Linked DNA regions of Homo sapiens: region 2 is linked to region 1. A link is a contact called in ENCODE Hi-C or POLR2A ChIA-PET data. All regions are on one chromosome and are shown on one strand. The core of a region is the stretch at or near the end of the contact, and the rest is flanking DNA. Distances in the headings are between cores, read along the strand shown. Region 1 has its middle 4.4 kb from the start of MIR29C. Region 2 has its middle 26 kb from the start of MIR29B2CHG.

Region 1 (2,700 bases), core at 108-2,607:
TGTTGCTCTCTCTGCAGATTTGAATTAAGTCGGATTGCTAAATTTCTCAGAGCAGGCTTCAGTGTTTCTCAACCATGGCTGCACATTGCAATCACCGGGGGATATTTACAGACACCTGGGTCCCACCCCTAGAGATTTCTAGTGTAATTGATCTGGGATGTGGTTTGGGTGTAGGGATTTCCAAGCGTCCTAAATGATTCCAAAGTGCAGCTAAGGTTGAAAACCCATGCATTAGTAAATCTCAAGCCCCACAGTAAATTTTTCTATATAAACTTGTAAAGATAGAAGTTAAAGGCTTATATTTATAGAAGAAAATTATGGCTTTCTTAATTCAGCCTATTAAATCAGAAAATTTCATTGAAGACTTGAATTAAGGTTTTGTTGTTTGGCTAACTGAACAAGGCTAGCTGTTGTTTAGAAATACAGAAGCATTGTCTCAAATAAACATAAAAATACAGAAGCATTCTGTTTAATAAAACACTAGGTGAAAATTATATATATATGTGTGTGTGTGTATATATATATATATATATATACACACACACACACACACACACACACACACACACACATATTTTGAGATGGAGTTTCGATCTTGTTGCCCAGGCTGGAGTGCAATGGCACTATCTCGGCTCACCACAGCTTCCACCTTCTGGGTTCAAGCGATTCTCCTGACTCAGCCTCCTGAGTAGCTGGGATTACAGGCATGCACCACCGCGTCTGGCTAATTTTGTATTTTTAGTAGAGACGGGGTTTCTCCATGTTGGTCAGGCTGGTCTCGAACTCCCAACCTCAGGTGATCCGCCCACCTTGGCCTCCCAAAGTGCTGGGATTACAGGCATGAGCCACCGCACCCGGCCTGAAAATTATATTGACTATGAATAGAGCATTTTGGAAAATCTTATGTGACCTTGAGACTGTAATGTATTTTTTAAATTGGGATAAAATACATGGGGACAGTTAGTTACTTTGTAAGGTAACTAACAATAAATCTGTAAGAATGCTGAAGGGACTTGGGATTAGAAGGAATATGAATTTGTGGTGTTCAAGTAGATTTTAGGGTTTGTGGGAAATAGTCAACTCTATGGTATTCTAAAACTTAGTAATGTCTTTCAGCTAACATTTTAACCAAGAATGAGCTTTTCTGCATATTTTTAAATTTTGCATACTTGTACTTAAGTAGGATTTAACATGGAGTCTAATAACTTCCAGAAATGATTCAAAATTGAGTGATTGTACATACAGATTTTTTTTTTTTTTTTCCTGGACTACACTGTTTTCATCAGAATTTCTAGGCTCACTCAGAAAAGGTTACACTAGTATGACTAATCCTTTGTAAATCGGAGCACTGCTGCCCTCCTGTGGACTGTCACGGCATTTGACAATCCCTTCCTTACCAGCTCAAACCTAGTCACTATTCAGAAGTTTGAGTCATTGCTGTGATTCCCAGAAGACATTTTCAATTTCATTTGGGATATGGTATAAGACTAGTCCTCTTCTCCTTCCGTGAAATCAAAATTATTTTTTGACACAGGATCTCGCTCTGTCACCCAGGCTGGAGCTCAGTGGCTCAATCACAGCTTACTGCAGCCTCAACCTCCTGGGTTCAAGGGATCCTCCCAACTTAGCTTTCCCCAACAGCTGGGACTACAGGTGTGCACCACCATGCCTGGATAATTTTTGTATTTTTTTTTTTTTTTTGTAGAGACGGGCTCTCGCATGTTGCCCAAGCTAGTCTCGAACTCCTGGCCTCAAGCAATCTGCCTGCCTCAGTGTTCCAAATTACTGGGGATCCAGGCATGAGCCACTGTGCCCAGCCAAGATTAACATTTTTAAAAGAGTTTTAAATGCTGTCCCTTATTGCTTAAGTATAGGAGAAGTATAATATTGTGGATCTGTGGTCAATAAACAATTTTTCCTTCCCTCTCACATACCAGCAGAACGTTTGAACAAATTGCCAAAAGTATAGATAACATTTGAAAAAGCCGCCCTTCCTGATTCCTGATTCGATAGTACATAGCCCAGGGAAACCTGTACAGAGGTGGTAAAACTGGTGTTAGGAGACTCCACCTCCATTTATAAGATTTACCTCTCTCATGTAGCTTTTTACAAAACTAAACTATAATAATATGCTGCAGTGTGGCAAACCCTGTGCTAAACTACTGTAAACAGGAACCCCTGTAAACAGTAATCCTGGTGTTTGGGGCTTGTGGCTTCATTGAGAGAGAATTCAGGAACAAATGCTTAGAGAAGCACTTCAGAATGGTGTTCAGGAAAATTATCTATCGTCTGATTAATCTCCTCCACCTGAAAGCGTTCCTAGGAAAAATACTCTGTAAATTTGTATTTAAGTTGGGACTTGAGAATTCTTTGGTTAGGTTCCCATAGCATCGTGCTTCTCAAGTCTTAGTGTGCTAGTGAGTTACATGGTGATCTTCTTAAATTAGAATCAGAAGATTCAAAAGGTATCGGTTGGGGCCTGAGGTTCTGCATTTCTAATGAGTGCCTAAGGAGCTGTTTGTGGTGGGCTGTATGATGGCCTCTAAAGATATCCAAGTCCTAATACCTGGAACCTGTGAATGTTACTTTATATGGCAAAAGGGTCTTTACAGATGAGATTAAGAAAATTGAAATAGGGAGATTATCCTGGATTATCCAGGTGGGGGCCCTAAATGTAACCACAAGGGTCCTTCTAAGAGG
Region 2 (2,921 bases), core at 14-2,513, 51 kb after region 1:
AGACTCCAAAAGAGAACATACTGTGTGATTTCATTTATATGAAGTTGAAGAGCAGGTGAAACCAATCTGTGATTGTAGCATTCAAAATAGTGGTTACCCTTGGAAGGGTGGTTTGTAACTAGAAAAAAATGCAAAGTATTTTCTGCGGGGTTTGGTTTGGTAGTGTTCTGTTTCTTTTCCTGATCTGGGCACTGGTGACAGGATATGTACGCTTTGTGCCGAACACTTATGATTCATTCACTTTTGTGCATGCATGTTATACGTCAATAACAATATTAATTTTTTAAAAAAGGGCCAGGTGCAGTGGCTCTCACCTGTAATCCCAGTGCTCTGGGAGGTCGGGGTGGGAGGATTGCTTGAGGCCAGGAGTTCAAGACCAGCCTGGGCAATATAGAGAGATCCCGTCTCTATTTAAAAAAAAAAAAAAAAACTACCCAGGTGCAATGGCGTGTGCCTGTAGTCCCAGCTACTCAGGAGGCTGAAGAAAGAGGATCACTTGAGCCCAGGAGTCGGAGGCTGCAGTGGCACTCCATAACGGCATCATAGCACTCCAGGCTGGGCAGCAGGGCAAGACCCTGTCTCTTAAAAAAAAAAATTAATACGACTAATAAAAAAAAAACGCTAACAAGAAAAAATCTAGGAGAAAATGGACTTTTATCCAATGGGTTGTTTCCCCAACACCAATGAATTTTAGTGTCTACACTCTCTGCTCACAAAATCTGAAGGACACACATATTTCTGAGCATTTTCCTATTGCATTTTAATAAATGGCAGAAATGTTACTCTACAAAGCTTCAATACCATAAAAAATAAACATGTTTTCAAAACTCCAAATTCATTTGTCAAGCTTTATGTTCTGTGAGACCCCGTCTGAAAATGTCTTCGGGTTTTATAAATGCATGCTGAAATATAAAGTAACTTTTATAAGAAACAAGATTTTTAATGAGACAGAAGTGGTTGGGCCAGGGGTGAAGGGAGTGAAAACCAAGAAGATGGAGGAGACGAGACAATTCCCAATCAGCAAAATTCAAGGCTTAAATTTCCAGTGGCTGCCAGAGCCCTGAAGTAACTCTGGGCCTGGAAGCCAGGAAGTCCAAGCTGAAGCTACGGACTCAAAGACAAGCTCAGGATCTGGGGGCAAGATGGCAGCTGAAGTGTGGAGACTCAGACACAGGCAAAAGAATCCAGAATGCTGCTGGATGATGACTATAAGCTACCAGGAGGTTATGAGAGGAGTGATCTGCACTTCCTGACCCGGCTCAGGAAACAGTGGCTGGGCGTGGGCAGCCTTGGGTACATAAGGAAGTGACTTCAGCCGATCATGGAATAAGAGGATGTAACCTTGGGTGTGCTCTGACCTGCAGCAGGGATGAGCAAGCCGGGCTTACCCAGAGGTTCTTTCTCTACTGGGTGTGAGTTTCTAAATATACACACACTCATCTGTTCAATCCATTCAAATATTTACCCTCATTGAACAGGACTTCTGAGGCTTTTGGTTTCGACTGCCCTAGTTGCCAGCTAAGACAGCAGTAATCTAGAACCTGGCTCCTGAGCCCACCAGTACCATCTCAGTCCCTTGCATGAGAAGGGGAGTAGTGAACCCGAACTCCAAGAACAGCAAGCACTTGCCATATCATCCATTCCCCAGTGACTTCCACTAGCAAAGGGAGACTTTTAAAAAGAAAAAAACCCAGGCAACTCCAAAGTCATTTGTAAAATGTTATTTACTCTCCTCCTAAGTAGAATGACCTTCCTAAACTGTCTGGTTTGGGCTTATCAAAAAAAAAAAAAAAATATATATATATATATATATATATGTATGTATTTGCCTCCTCAAAAACAGGGACTTTGAATAAGTTTTGTGGCCAGGGGAACAACACTGAGACGCAAACTGGAGGCAAGGATGTCAAATGCACCCAATGAGAATATCTATCCCTCTCCCTGCCAATCTCCTCTCTCACCACTCCCACCACCTCTTCTTTCCCCAAATCATAAAGTGTCACTCACACCTTCACCCTCTGACATGACGATTAGAGAGTCCAGGTAGTGGGGTCACATGGAGAGAACCTTGAAACTTGTCGTGAATTTTTAAAAGTCAGCACATTCTAGAATTCACACACAGTGACCCTCCCTTCACTATCTAGAGCAAGCAAAGGTCCTCACTTTGGGAGACTTCTCATTTCCCTGTTCTGGCCTTAAAGCAGCCCTGCCAACTGCAGAAGAACGGTGCTGGCAGATGAGAGATGCACCAGGCTGTTCAGGCATCTGGCCACAGGTTGAGTCTTTCACCTGGGAAATAACATCATGTTCTCCACGGCAATGAGTATGTGTTTCCTGAGTTTAAGAGAACTTTAGCAAGCAGAACTCAGTTCTGCAAGGCAGAACAAACTTTAGCTACAGAGAGAAAGAGAAGGAAAACAGCTCCAGGCTAGACTCTGATCATTCCCACATGAAGCCTCCTTGGAATGGCTTCCTGGTTGCCCTTAAAGTTCATCTTAAAGGTACCAACACCTAAATCATAGGCTTATTTAGGTGCACCAGAGACACAGCTGCACAAAGCCACCCGCATGACCTGGGATACGTGTGTGCTTACAGGGGGATTCTATGGGAAACTGGACCACAGGAGCTTTAGCGATGGCTTGGAAACAACTTCCTGAAGGCAATATTGTTAGATGCCGAAGTATTTCACTACCAAGGTTCCCCATAAATACTGAGGAGAGAGGGGAGCAGTGGACGAACGAAGAAGGCAATGACTCAATAGTTCCTGGTTTCAAGTTATTTCCAACAGATGCAGAGAGCTGGATGAAACGACCATTTCATTTCTACATTGGCCATTTCATGGCCATTTCTGCAAAACTGTCCCCCTATACCAAGGTTTCTCAACCCCAGCACGATTGATATTTTGGACCAACAACTCTGTT

Evidence for each region. A loop is a pair of places that touch in the nucleus more often than their neighbours do. ChIA-PET counts read pairs that join two places held with the same protein, here RNA polymerase II (POLR2A). Pooled maps may share reads with other maps.
Region 2: a loop to region 1 is called in a pooled map, with 3 times the contacts of the local background. The contact joins two enhancer-like sites. A Hi-C loop is called at or near these places in 1 of 168 maps with a recorded cell type or tissue (endothelial cell of hepatic sinusoid) and 4 of 50 pooled maps. POLR2A ChIA-PET finds 5 or more read pairs at or near these places in 11 of 52 experiments (AG04450, BJ, CD4-positive, alpha-beta T cell and 8 more).

Annotation. Positions count from the first base shown.
Region 1 is chr1:207,796,159-207,798,858 of GRCh38, forward strand. No RefSeq gene overlaps it. Among named protein-coding and RNA genes, the nearest start is that of MIR29C, 4.4 kb to the right of the region's middle. RefSeq lists enhancers at 2,467-2,566, 2,677-2,700. Within about 2 kb of position 1,358, at least 7 of the 41 ENCODE cell types and tissues checked have a DNase peak (open chromatin) inside an H3K27ac peak, as active enhancers do.
Region 2 is chr1:207,847,113-207,850,033 of GRCh38, forward strand. No RefSeq gene overlaps it. Among named protein-coding and RNA genes, the nearest start is that of MIR29B2CHG, 26 kb to the left of the region's middle. Within about 2 kb of position 1,264, at least 26 of the 41 ENCODE cell types and tissues checked have a DNase peak (open chromatin) inside an H3K27ac peak, as active enhancers do.